2 separate regions of the Homo sapiens genome follow, and region 1 is linked to region 2. Evidence: chromatin loops called from intact Hi-C (ENCODE). Cell type or tissue: dorsolateral prefrontal cortex. All regions are shown on one strand. Links, peaks and the distances in the headings refer to the core of each region. The heading gives the core; the rest is flanking DNA.

Region 1 (7,043 bases), core at 1,754-4,253, 200 kb before region 2:
GACTTAGTTTGAAGTCCTCTCCTGTTCTGATGCATATCCTTGCTCTTCCTAGGCTCAGAGCCTATCCTGATTCTCTCCCTGGCATTTGAAACCTGGCTTTTCTGCATTCATTCAAAAACTGTTTACCTTAAGAAAAAGATGCGTATTGAGCACTTACTCTATGGCAAGCACTATTCTATGTGCTGGAGATACAAAAGGTGATTAAAACATACAAGATATGCCTTTTTAAATAAAGAATAAAAACAAAGAGCTGTACTTGTATCCAGAGTACAAGAGCCCAGCAAAGCTCATAACATTTGAGATTATCATCTATTCTCAGTCCACTCAAACTCTCAGCCTTCTGGATCAATCCCTTACATTTGAATCTTTACTTAACTGGACTCCCAGGTCACATAAACCTCTCTGGAATTGGACAATGAGCAATAAGGAAAGCTATTTTCTAGACACACCTTACAGATATTCTTTGACCTGTGTAAAGCCTACTGACGTCTAGGCTGAGGAATGAGACTCTATGTGACCTTCTGGCCTCAGTGACTGTCTACACCAGCCACATTTACTCACCAACCCAAACCCACATTAGCGCTTGATCTGTGTTAACTGCATAATGCCATCTTGGAGTCAACCCTGAGAGGTTTAGTTTTATGAATCTAAAGGTAGGAGTTCCTGAATGACATGTGGTCCAACAAGTACTTTCACATGATGCCAGATGACTTGTCTGCTTTGGGAGACTCCCCTTTCTGTAAAACAGGAACATCTGATGGTCACTTTACCCACCTGATCCCTGGGTCAGCATCATGAAGGATTACATTAGGTTCTTCCCCATTTCCTGGCTATGACACTAGCTTGGTGATGGTGCATGTAGCCATCAAGATAGCGTCCATCCATTCCTCATGTTTGTGTCTTTGTGGTACAAGAGCTGCACTGGTCATTTAGAGGGGTGCTCAGACCACCTGACTGCCTGCCTTGACTGTCTACTTCAGGTAGATGTAAGTGCTTTTGTGACTTCTATGGGGAACTTGAACTCGATCAAGAAGACTGCAGGGTCATGAGATTGTAGATCTCTCCTTCCCTTCCACAGCCCACCAACAAAGGAAGGTGGAACAGATCCTGGGAAAGATTCAGTGGAAAGGGGGCAGAAATGGATGGGAAGTGGAGGGTGTGAATACAGGAAAGAGAAAAATATTGAGAAAAGAGAAATGGAAAGAGGATTTGCTAGGAGTAACACTGCCAGAGTAAATGTGCGGTCAGACTGACCACCACTCCCCCTATGGGTCTCCCTTCTGCATTAATCCCTTCCTTCCTTTCCCTTCCTTCCTTCCCTCCCTCCCTCCCTCCCTCCCTTCCTTCCTCCCTCCCTCCCTCCTCTCCTCCCTTCCTCCCTTCCTCTCTCTTTCTTTCTTTCCTTCCTTCTTTCTTTCTTTTTCTTTCCTTCCTTCCTTCTTTCTTCCTCTCTTTCTCTCTTTCCTTCCTTCCTTATTTTCTTTCCTTCTTTCCTCTCTCTCTTTCCTTCACAGAATAACACTTTAACAAAATGTTTTCTCTAGAAATTTCTTTCTTGACCTTGAAATTGCCACTCATTAATAATTCCAATCCTTATGAAATGTAGCTACAAAAAAAAAAGCACACTGGTAGTCTCTTTTAAAAAGTGTTTTGAAATGTTTACTAAAGCTAAACATAAATTTATCCTATGACCCGGCAATTCTATTCCTTGGTATAGAGTCAAGAGAAGTGAACGCAGATGTCCACCAAAACTCATATGCAAGAACAATCATGCATTTTTATTCAAAGTAGCCCCTAAATTAGAAACAATTTAAATGTCCATCAGTAGGAAAATAGATAAATAAATTAGGATATGGAATACTGCATACAAATGGAATGCTACATAGAAATAAGAACAATCAATACATGCAAAAACACTGATGAATCTTATAGGCAATGTGTTGAACAAAAAAAGCAAAATATCAAAGGTATATGCCATATGTGCCCTTTATATGAAGTTCAAGAACAGGCTAAAGTAATCTTCGGTGATAGAGATGAGAATAATAGTTACATCCGGGAAGGATCATGACTGGCAAGGGGCATGAAGGAAATTTTGGGGGGTGCTGGAAATAGTTTGCATCTGATCTGAGTAGTGCTTGTATGAAAACATAAAAATTCAACAAGCCATATATGTGAGATTAGTGGTCCTTATGGATTTTACTATATATTTCATAACTCATTTCCTCCCCAAGAAAGCACTGTATACAACAACAGACACTGTCAGCTTTTCTTATCTAAAACCACACACACACACATGCACACACACACACACACACACCTTAAAAACAGATGCTTTTTCATGCACATTTCCATTCTGCTGGGCACAGCACTGGGCTATAGTAAACACTTACTGAATGTTTGAAAAATAAACTCATTTTTAGCATGTATCTGTTGATAAAACAAATCAATATTTCCTTTCTTGTTTACAGCCTTATTTTAAGAGGGACTATGTAGTTTTTTCAATTAATAATTTTCCTAGTATATTTCTAGAATTTTTGGTGATCTCTTTTTATACATTCTAGTCAGAGATATCTCACAAATTACAAAGATTGAGACTATTAAGCTATTAAGTGTCTTCCTCTATTGTCAACCTCACTCTGTTGGATATTGAATTTTGAGTTTTACAGCCCAAATTACTCTCACCACAAGGTGGCAACAACCTAACTGAAATAAAGTTGAGCTGAGCTAAAGACCAGTACAGAAAAGCAAGTAGAACAATCTAGCCTTGTTTTTTCTTTACTTCTCATTATATTGAGTAAAGGGAAAAGTCGCTTGTAAATCTATATTTCTAACTGTAAAATTTGCATCAAATAATACCTCATAAGTAATGGATGGGATCTGAGCTCTAATCAGAGAGTTGTGTACCTTAAACATCTAATTCCGATACACTTTCTTATCTCTTTAGATGTGCTAAGGATTACCTTTTAACTCACTGTAAATATTAATGTCAATTCTAGCACCCTGTCCAATACAGATCTCACCCCATATGTGTATCTTGCCTAGTCAGTCAATTCAAGTCTTTAATCATTCAATTTGTCATTAATGTGTTCCTTTCTTTCTTCCCATTTTCATTACCATTTAGTTTTCTATGACACTTTTTATGTCTCCCTCCCATATTTCAGTTTTCTCTCTTTCCCCTCTAATTACAATTAATGTTTTATTAGCTTTAGAAGAAGAAGAGGAAGACAAAGAAGTGGAAGAGGAGGAAAAAGAAGAAGCATTAGCAGGCTAGGCACAGTGGTTCATGCCTGTAATCCCAGCACTTTGGGAGGCCAAGGTGGGAGGATCGCTTGAGCCCAGGAGTTTGAGACCAACCTGGGCAACATGGTGAGTCCTCATCTCTACAGAAAAAAAAAATCAATCAGATATAGTGGCATGTGCCTGTAGTCCCAGCTACTTGGAAGGCTGAGATGGGAGAATTGCTTGAGCCTAGGAATTCAAGAATGCAATGAGCTGTGATAGCACCACTGCACTCCAGCCTGAGCAACAGAACGAGACCCTGTCTCAAACAAAAAGAAAAAAGAAAAGCAGCAGCAGCAGCAGCAGCAGCAGCAGCAGCAGCAGCAGCAGCAGCAGCAGCAGCAGCAGCAAGGGACCTTGAGAATTGATACAATTCTTTCTACTGTGTTTCTTTCCCTCCTGAAAGTTTGAGGAGTAAAGTACTGCACAGATTGGATTGGCCAATAATATTAATTCATTTTGTCCTAGTGATGAGGCTAAGATGAGGTCCTTGAAGCTGGGTATTGATGCACTGGAACAACTTGTATTACTTTCAGTGGCATAGTAGGGCATTATGGACCATTCCTTATCCTGGACCTGCCTTATAAAAGCTTTGCTGTTTGTATGTTTAAGGGGAGAACATTACCTTGCCACAGCTAAGCAGTAGATTGCGTTCTCCCATGGAGTCTTCCCACTGTGCTCTAAGAAAGATGAGAAGGAGGACTTCAGTAAAAAGTCAGCACTGGGTGTTGCATAGAAAAACGATGGATGTGAATATCCCACTCTTGAAACTGGAGGGAGGGGGACTTGGGGAAGATATGTGTTTTTTATGAGCTTTTCTTTTTTCCTAGCTGTGGCAGTAATTTTTTTCTGATTTTGTTGTTGATGTTTTTGTAATTCAGAGAATGAACTTGCATTCACCAGTGGATGAAATTTGAGGGCTTGTTTTCTTGTGTCCGGCTGTGAAATTGCCAAAGGATTGACAGGTTTGCTGCTTGCAGTTTGTTTGCTGAGAGATGGTAGCTTGAGCACGATGCTTTGTGAGTCGCTGTTCCCAGCCTTATGCCAGCTCTTGGAGGTCATTTTTGGTTTGGTGAAACCATCCACCATCACAGTGTCTCCAACTTTTGCCCCAAAGACCCTTGCTCCACAAAACTGGCTTTTATGAAGACTGTGACTCTGAGCTCTGAGGATCCATTGTTTTATTTTAATATAAATCCTCATTGGGACTGAAATTTTTGGAAAAGAAACTGTGGACCACATTTTACTGAGCAAATATAATACACAGTCTTTATGCTTGTGTTTGAACACAATGGTCAGGGGAGTTTGTCCTGCTGCATTTTTGCATTCCAGGCACAGCACACTGTAGTTGACAAAGGCCTTCAGAATCAACAGTTGGCCTGCTTCTGCGGCTGCATGAATGGGGCATTTAGAGACATCTGCATGAAGGGCTTCATGGCACCATGCTCGATAGGGGTGAACACCGACTGCCTCGTGGGGCCGCGCACCCTGCTTCAGGGCCCATTCAGTGAGTTCAATGTACCCACAAAAAGCAGCAATGTACAGGGCTACCCTTTTCTGATACCTAAATGAGTGAAACAAGTGGGGAGGGGGTGTTTAGAAAATCAGCAAACAGACAAATGTAGTTACACTAAATGCTCATGAAATATTCTAGTTGAATGTTTATTTCTTCTTAACTTTTACCTTAAAATATTTTTAGAAAAGGCATATAGTGACATACAGGTTAAACTGCACAAGTCCTGCTTATACACATTATCCTACTATGCACGTGTAAATAGTTTCCTTGAAGTGGTCATCTTTCTTATAAAAATTAAATCCTCGAAAAATATCATGCATGGGGAAATACAAGGAGCTTTTAAGTCTGATCATGTACATTCTCTGAGCTATTAGATTTTATTTAAAGATGAAGTCAAGTATAGATGGTCAAGCACATGAACACTAGAGTTAAATTGTTACAATTCAATACCCAGTTCTGCCCTTGCTATTTGTGTGACATGGGGCAGGTTTTCTTCCTCCATCCCCCCTCCCCAGACAGAGTCTTGCTCTGTTGCTCAGGCTGGAGTGCAGTGATGCAATCTTGGCTCACTGCAACCTCCACCTCCCGAGTTGAAGCAATTATCCTGCCTCAGCCTCCTCAGTAGTTGGGATTACAGGTGCGAGCCACCACACCTGGCTAATTTTTGTATTTTTTGTAGAAACAGGAATTTCGCTACGTTGGCCACGCTGGTGTCGAACTCCTGACCTCAAGTGATCTGCCCACCTTGGCCTCCCAAAGTAATGGGATTACAGGTGTGAACCACTGTGCCCAGCCAACATGGGGCAGGTTTTCTGATCTTAGTTTCCTCATGTGTAAAATAAGATTAAAAAGTGTCCGCCTCATCAAATTGTTACAAGCATAAAATGAGGTAATAAATATAACACAGTGTCTGCCGTAAAGTATTAAATAAATATACACTATTAAAAGTAACAAAGCAACACAGCTATTTCTTTGGATGCAGAACATGGAAAAAGAAATATCACTACCCCACAATAGAAATTAGTATAAAATATTAGAATATTTTATAAAATTGTAAAATCTGCTCTTCTAATCCATCACTTCACAGAGCCTCAGACCTCCTGGTGTGTTGGCTTCTGCAAAACATGATTAAATCACCCATGAGGGGGCACTTTTCTAAAGTACTATTAAACCTACAGATTAGTGCAATTTATGTATTTGAGAAGCTGATGGCTGTATTAACACATTAAAATGACCGCCTGCCTCTCTGAACCAACCCTCCTCCTGCCCCAGCTATACCCGTTACACTTTATGTATAGCAAAAGTGTGAATGCTGGTAATAAATGCAGTTTGAAAAATTACATGTGAGCTTAGGAAGACGTGGCCAATGTTTTCAGCCAATTAACAAGTGTTTTCTTAAAGAATAACTGAATGTGAAATTGGCAAGATACAGACGTCCTTTGACTTATTATAGAGTTACGTCTTGATAAAAACCATCATACGCTGAAAGTATCATAAGTCTAAAATGCATTTAATACACCTAATCTACTGAACATCAAATCTTAGTCTAGCCTACCTTAATTAGCATACAGTTGGGCAAAATCATCTAACACAAAGCCTATATTATAATGTACTGTTGAATATATCCTATAATTTATTGAATGCTGTACTGAAAATGAAAAAGAATTGTTTTATGGGCACTGGAAGTTTGGTTTCTACTGAATTAATATCACTTTTACACCATTGTAAGTTGAAAAATCTAAGTTGAACCATCATAAGTTGTGGACTGTCTGTATTTATTCTGATAGTCTTTAAAAATGTTGCTGAAAGTCTCATATCTAAACCAAATCGAAGTCACCCATTTAATCACCATTTAATGACCTTTGAACAACATGAGTTTGAACTGTCAGGGTTCAGTTTGGGGATTTTCTTCCACCTCTGCCACACCTGAGACAGCAAGACAAACCCCTTCTCCTCTTTCTCCCCCTCAGCCTTATTCAACCTGAAGATTGAAGACCTTTATAATGATCCACATCCACTTAATGACTAGGAAATATATTTTCTTTTCCTTATGATTTTCTTAATATTTTCTTTTCTGTAGCTTACTTTATTGTAAGAATATGGTATATAATACATATACACAACGTGTTAATTGACTGTGTTATCAGTAAGGCTTCTGGTCAATGGTAGGCTATTAGTAGCTAAGTTTTGGGGAAGTCAAAAGTTATATGGGAATTTTCAACTGTATGGGGAGTTGGCATCCCTAACC
Region 2 (6,095 bases), core at 1-2,500:
CAAATCATTATTGTGCTGCAATTATGTTGCCAGATAAGGGTTGGTTACATACAGTGGTTAACATACAAATGATCCATTGGGCAAACAGGAATCATGACATTAGAAAATAGGTAAAGAAAAATTAGCTACCATCTACAGTTTGGTAGCATTGTGACCATAATTAGGGTTGTTGATGAAGACAGTTGCTAGGTAGATGGGGAGAGGCTGCTTACACATCAGACCTCCTCAGGTATAAAGCGAGTTCATATGCTTTCTTGTTAAGTGTGCCTCCGTGGACACCTTCCTTTCCCATGACTATAACCAATGCTGGAGTACACAAGGAAACAAAACAAAAGTGAACAGAATTATTTTGGGGGGGGAGGGCAGAAAGAAAGACACCTTTCCCCACCAACAGAGGGATACAAAGGAGACACAGGTTCATACCCCATCACCCTGCATTGCTAATAAAATTTCCAGAATTAAGACTTAAGCTTATAGCTAGGAAAGTTTAAGAGCAATTTTCCCCTAATACTTAACAGTCTGCCTAGCAGCTAGAACCCAGAGTCTCTCAAGTATTTTGCCATTGAGTATGCCTTCTTATTCAATCCGCCTCCATGGACCCCTTCTTTTCCCATTACAAAGACCAAGACTGAAAGAGAAAGAAGAAAAGTGTTTCAAAAGAAGTGTTAATCAAGAAAGTCACATAAGTTTTAGCAGACAGAACCCGGATTAATAAGTTAACATTAAGTTAGTTTTCCATGAACTGCCAAGCACTGAAGTCAAGTAGGTTTCCAAAAAGAACTTTCAAACTAGTAATATACTAAACAGAAAATAGTAAACTTGACTGCATCTTGGAAGCCAATCAATGCAAGCAAAAGTTCTATACAACTATCTTTACACTAGCTACAGAAAAAAAAAAAAGTGACCATTTGTCTTCTATTTTAGGGCAAAAAAATTCTGGCTGATGTCAAGTACATGTTATTACTTGCCCCCAAAATATAAACTTAATAAACCTGGGGAGTTACTTACTTACAAACTCTCCCCAAATTTTAACATGCTTGATAAGTTTAAACTATTAAGTTTTACCAGTGAGGCTAAATGTATCTATTATTTCCAGAGGAAAATGAAGATCAAATTTTAAGTAGCATACTCAGTATCATTCAGAAAAGGCCAAATTAAATTATTTAAGGTGTTTGCTTACTGATAACTTCACCGTAGTAGCCTTGTTTTTAATTGCGTCTAAAAAAATAGGTTTACGATTTCTAATTGCTCTTCTATGATGCAATTCAAAGGTGTATAACCCAAAATATATGTATATGTCAAATTTTATATTCACTACCACTAGATGTCAGTAGTGCTGTATCGTATAAAATATTCTGGTTTTTTGTCTTGTGTTTGACGCTTCTTTTCAGCGTATAGTGCAGCTAAGGTTTAAAGAGATTTGTCACTATTTCAAAGTCATCTAATTTTCTTATAAATCCTTATAAACATCAACTCACACCAGAATACGAGTAACTTTTAGGATAATCACAGGGAGCTGGTAGAGCCATAGCATTAATTATAACTCACAGCAGCTTCAACTCCCCTCACATGGTAGAGCTGTTATTAAAATTAGATGTGCCAAGTCAGCTATGTGAGGCTACAGAAGCACTCTCTATTTACAAAATATTCGTATGCGTTAACACATTAAAATGTATTTGTAAATCAATTAGATGTCATAATAAAACTCAATTTCAAAAGTTTATTTTGAAAAAGTAGGGAGACTTCTTTAGTGCAATTAAGAGTTTCTATAATGCTGACAACAGTCTGGAGACACCTGAATTTCTGGACCAAGTATACAAACTAAATGTAATTTCCTACTTTTCAAATCTAAGTCTCAGACACAATCTTTGAAAATATTTCAGTGAATGGACAACTTACTCCAAAATCCTCATCTAATTATCTTTTCCCCAGCAAAGTTCCTAACTGAAAAATGAACGGATGTTAATTTTTCCTTCTTTATGCTGAGTAGTGAAATGGTTAGAATACAAGCAAGAAAAAAAAGAAAAGAGATCCAAAGGTCAAACACACACCAAAAGGGACTAAAATAACCAAGTGATTCGAACAATTTAACAATCTGAAACACCACAGGATTATGATTTGACATGTCAAGCAGTTTAAGAGACTTTTAAGTTTAATAAAGCTGAAAGTGAGTTCATACGAATATTCTATCGTAGAAACAAAATCAGGATCTAAGAGGCCAGGTCATAGATGCTGTAGAGTAGGTAAAACTAAAGCAGTGCTTCTCCATAGTGCTGGGCAGTTCACAAAAACCACCTTAATAGCCATTATGGACTAACTTTTATTCAAAATGTTAAAAGAAACTGCTTAATAAGTTGTAATGTGGCATGCAACTTTAACCAAAAGAATGCCTTACTCACCTCTACCAGCTCTGCCGACAGCCACATTGTATGTTGGCTCCCCACCTTGACTCTTTGTCCGGATGTCCATTGTGCAGTCACCATCGACGTATAGACTATCTCTGATCACTGAGCATTTCTTCGCGCCAAGAGTCAAACCGTTGGTAAAGAAACCTTCCCGGTCTTTTCCTACAATCATATCTATTTCTATTGGCTGCCCCCCACCAAAAAGAAAAAAAAAAAACACACACACATTAAGTTGTAGTTAACTCCTTTTAGGGCTTGATGTAACAGGAAGGGCTGTAGCTAGGCTTATGCTACCACTGCCAGATAGCCACATTTCACTAATGTAAAACCAAGATTCAGTCTTTTCTAAATAATTATTTAATCCTATATAATCACATATTTTACATGAGTTGATTTGACTTCAGTTAATGATGTCGTCTCTTAACCAAGACCAGTCTATACAAAGAAACTGTAAAGAGTTGACAGTTGACACTAGACAAAGTGCAAACTTAAAGAGTTATTTATAAACTGTATTAAGTCAGCTGGTGCCTGAAAGTGTTCACGTAATGGTAAAAATTCAGCTATCAACTCTGAACAAAGCTGGTCTATCATATTCAGTCCCATTACAGTAAATCATGTTTCATCAAATTTAAAGTTGCTTCAAAGTCTCCCAAAATAAAGCCTGTTCTTTGATGTGTTCACTTCTCTGCTTAGAGTAACTAGAAATATACGTGATGAGATGGACTTCAACCCCTGGACATCAGTGCTTTTCCAAATTCATATTTCCCTCCTATTTTTCTAGCCACGACTCCCGTTTCTTTCCAACTTCCCTTCCCCTCCCATCTCAGTAATCAGTTTTCTTTCTGGGCAAACGCAAAGTGGATTCTGTCTACAGCACTGCGGTAGGCAATAGTAAAACAGAAAAAATGGAGGGAGATTGGGAAAGAAACTGAGGTAGCCACCAGAACCGGAAAGGAGAAAACGTGCATTCTAACATTCCATGAATAAGAAGGAAGGCGTCGCCCCCATCAGAACTGCAGAGTCATAGCAGGCCCCAGCCATTTCCAAGCACACTCCCGCAATCTTCCTAGTCAGACAGCGGGAACTCACACACAAAGACAAGAGGACTGCAGGAAAAAAGTTGATGACCAGATGCCAATTCCCTACAAGAATTGTAGTCCACTGCGGGTATACGAGACCTTAAAGTACTACTATCAAGGACTGAGTTCTAAAGTTAGACTTTAAACCATGTTAAGTGGTAAAAGAATAATTAGCACCCTTAATAGGGGACCTGAATTTTGGTGCTTAATGGAAAGGGAGCGTGGTGCTAAGAAATAAAGAGAATGGTCTCGTATTTAGTACAATTATCATAATTTTAGAAACAGCCTTGGGCAGAAACAGGCAAAACAATAAGCTGGAGGTTTTGTGGCAAATATTCTCCAAACATATTGCAACCAACTCAAAACCATCAAGTCTCAAGAAAATCAGGCAATGTGAAGCATAAAACTGCATTAGTTCCTTTACTGCCACCACTAAAGAGGGAGGGACTTAGAGAAGTGAAGTGTGCTCCTGGTCTTCGCAGATAATTGAAAGCCCCCGAAAAGCACCCCTTTTTTGAGCTATGTTGCATAACTGGGGATAACCGTATATCGATGAATCTCCATATGAGAAGAGAAATCAATGGCAGTTCGCCATCTTGGAGAATTTAAAAAAAAAAAAAAAACAACCTATAGAGCTAGAGCTGAAGTCGAGATTCACGAATCCACCTACGCGGTCGGCGTACATCTCTCGCAAGCCCCAGAGGCCTGGACATCGGTAAACCTACGCAAAGTCGCTTCGAGAATCCCGGGGGCCGGGCCGGGGCCGCCGCCTCCCACAGCCGGAGGCGCGGGAGGCGCGCTGTCCGCGGAGCAAGAGCCGGCCAGAGAGCCTAGGGACCTCCACCCGGGGCCCGCGCGCCCCAGCCCGGATCCCCGACCCCCGCTTCCACCCCAGAACGTGCATAGCAAACCTCAGGGCTTCAAGAGAACCTAGGGGAACCGCACTAGGAGGAAAAAAGGAACCCCTCCCCTTGCCCTGGCCGGTGCGTGCCCCCTCCCCCAACCCGGGCACCTGGACCGACGCTGGGAACGCCGGGGGCGCCCGGCCAGGGCCAGCAAGGAGTCCGGCCGCCGCCCCCAGCCTGTCAGCGCAGCCCCGGGTGAGGGGGCGTCCCCGGGCCTCGGCCTCCCCGCCCGCCCGGCAGCCGCATCCTCGGCGCCCGCTGCCTAGCACACCTGCGGGCTCGGCCCTCAGTGTTCCAGCCCCGCGCTGCGGTGCCCCCGCGGCCGGCCACCCCGCTCCGGTGCAGGGACCAGGGTACCGGCCGCCACTGGTCCTCACCGTAATGCTCTGAAAGACGCCCCCGGCCGTGGCTGCCCAGACGTATTTGGCGTCGCAGTAGCCGACAATGGCGGCCTCCTGGCAGCAGCCATCGCACATCAGGTTATCCACGTAGCTCTGCCAACCGGCCATCTTCGAGCCCTTCGCACTGCAGCGCGGACGGCGAGGAGCAGCAGGCGCAGCGGCGGCGGCGGCGGTAGCGGGCGGCGGCGGCGCGGGGGGAGGCGGGGCGGGGGCGGGGAGGAGGCGGCTCTGCGCAGGCACCGACCGCCCCCCTCCCCGAGGAGCTGCGGCGGGAGGACGCGGGTTCAGCGATGAGGGACGAACCTCAGAGCGCGCTCGGCCGCCCGGCCGCCCGCAGCCGCGGGGCTGACAAACCAGCGGCGGGAGGCTGCGAAGCGGCTGTGCCTGTGGCGGCTGCTCCTTACCGCAGCGCCCTCCGTTTTCCGCGGACACGGCTGGGCGTGCGCGCGCGCGTGCGTGCGATCCTTCCGCGGCGCCCGGGCACGGAGGGTCCCGGGAAGGGCGGGGGGAGACTGAGGCGGGGGCGCGGAGGGATACCGCCCCGGGACAATCACGGCCGCCACGTGCGGGAGGCGCCGGCCGGGAGCGGTGGCGGGCCGAGCTTCGGACCTCGGGCCGGCGGAGAGGGTGGACCCCGCGTCGCTCTCGGCACCCCAGGAACAGCGGCGGCACGGACGCCTTGGAGCCCCGCGGCCGGGCCGCGATGTGCTTTTCTCCTGTGTTCGCTGCCCGGGATGCGGAATCTTGAGCCTCGGTGTCGGGTTACAGAGTTGTCCTGGTGACGGGATGCGGAGCGTTTCCTCCTTTTTGTTGTGGGGGCGGCTGGTGGCAGGGGCAGCTGGTGGCAGGGTTGCCCACGCTAATCTCCGAGTCTCTAAGGGCACCGTCTTTCCTGGATCCCTCTTGCGCCTCGTCCATAAAGGCAGACCCGCGGGCGCGCGCCGGCAACCTGAAATCAGAGCAGGCGTCCGTGGCGCTCAGGAACCTTGCTGAGCTTCGCCGATCTTTCATTGTTGCTTCATTTGGGTACCAAGGGCCTCTCATTCTGTGGATTCTTTGCCTGGAGGAGCCCCCTTAATGTTGCTAATCACGTGTGGTTAAATTGCTCGTAAATTCCGAACAAAACAAATAGCGACCTGTGTTACACTGTTTCTTGGTAACTGGGAAAGTTACTGGTGGCTTGAAGTATACGCAGAAAATACAAAGATTAAAAACTAGGGAAGAGTTCACTGAATGAACACCGTAACATTTCTGCTCTGCAGGGTAAAATAATTTCGGGACCCAGGTCTGGGAAAGATTTGTATT

Evidence for each region. Peaks named below come from ENCODE experiments on the same cell type or tissue, not always from the same donor. Only the 100,000 strongest peaks of a DNase experiment are listed, where the experiment ranks them.
Region 1: it touches region 2 in a loop (11-fold over the local background); 10 of 110 quality-filtered maps call a loop at or near these places.

The regions. Positions count from the first base shown.
Region 1 is chr3:149,763,253-149,770,295 of GRCh38, forward strand. It overlaps ANKUB1 (ankyrin repeat and ubiquitin domain containing 1), which reads right to left. Exons shown (of 6, transcript NM_001144960.3): 5 at 3,905-4,843. Among named protein-coding and RNA genes, the nearest start is that of COMMD2, 14 kb to the left of the region's middle. In dorsolateral prefrontal cortex, for the core only: CTCF peaks have their summits at 2,698 (motif pointing right) and 2,899; no DNase peak of the experiment used is centred there; H3K27ac peaks cover 1,670 bases.
Region 2 is chr3:149,965,959-149,972,053 of GRCh38, forward strand. It overlaps PFN2 (profilin 2), which reads right to left and starts at 4,937. Exons shown (of 3, transcript NM_053024.4): 1 at 4,767-4,937; 2 at 2,400-2,592; 3 at 1-628. The coding sequence starts at 4,898. The coding sequence ends at 531. It overlaps LOC646903 (a long non-coding RNA gene), which reads left to right and starts at 5,321. Exons shown (of 1, transcript NR_036538.1): 1 at 5,321-6,095. RefSeq lists silencers at 4,133-4,392, 4,413-4,462, 4,473-4,712, 4,923-5,002, 5,233-5,292 and enhancers at 5,138-5,669, 5,670-6,095. In dorsolateral prefrontal cortex, for the core only: CTCF peaks have their summits at 1,326 (motif pointing right) and 1,525; no DNase peak of the experiment used is centred there; H3K4me3 peaks cover 2,254 bases.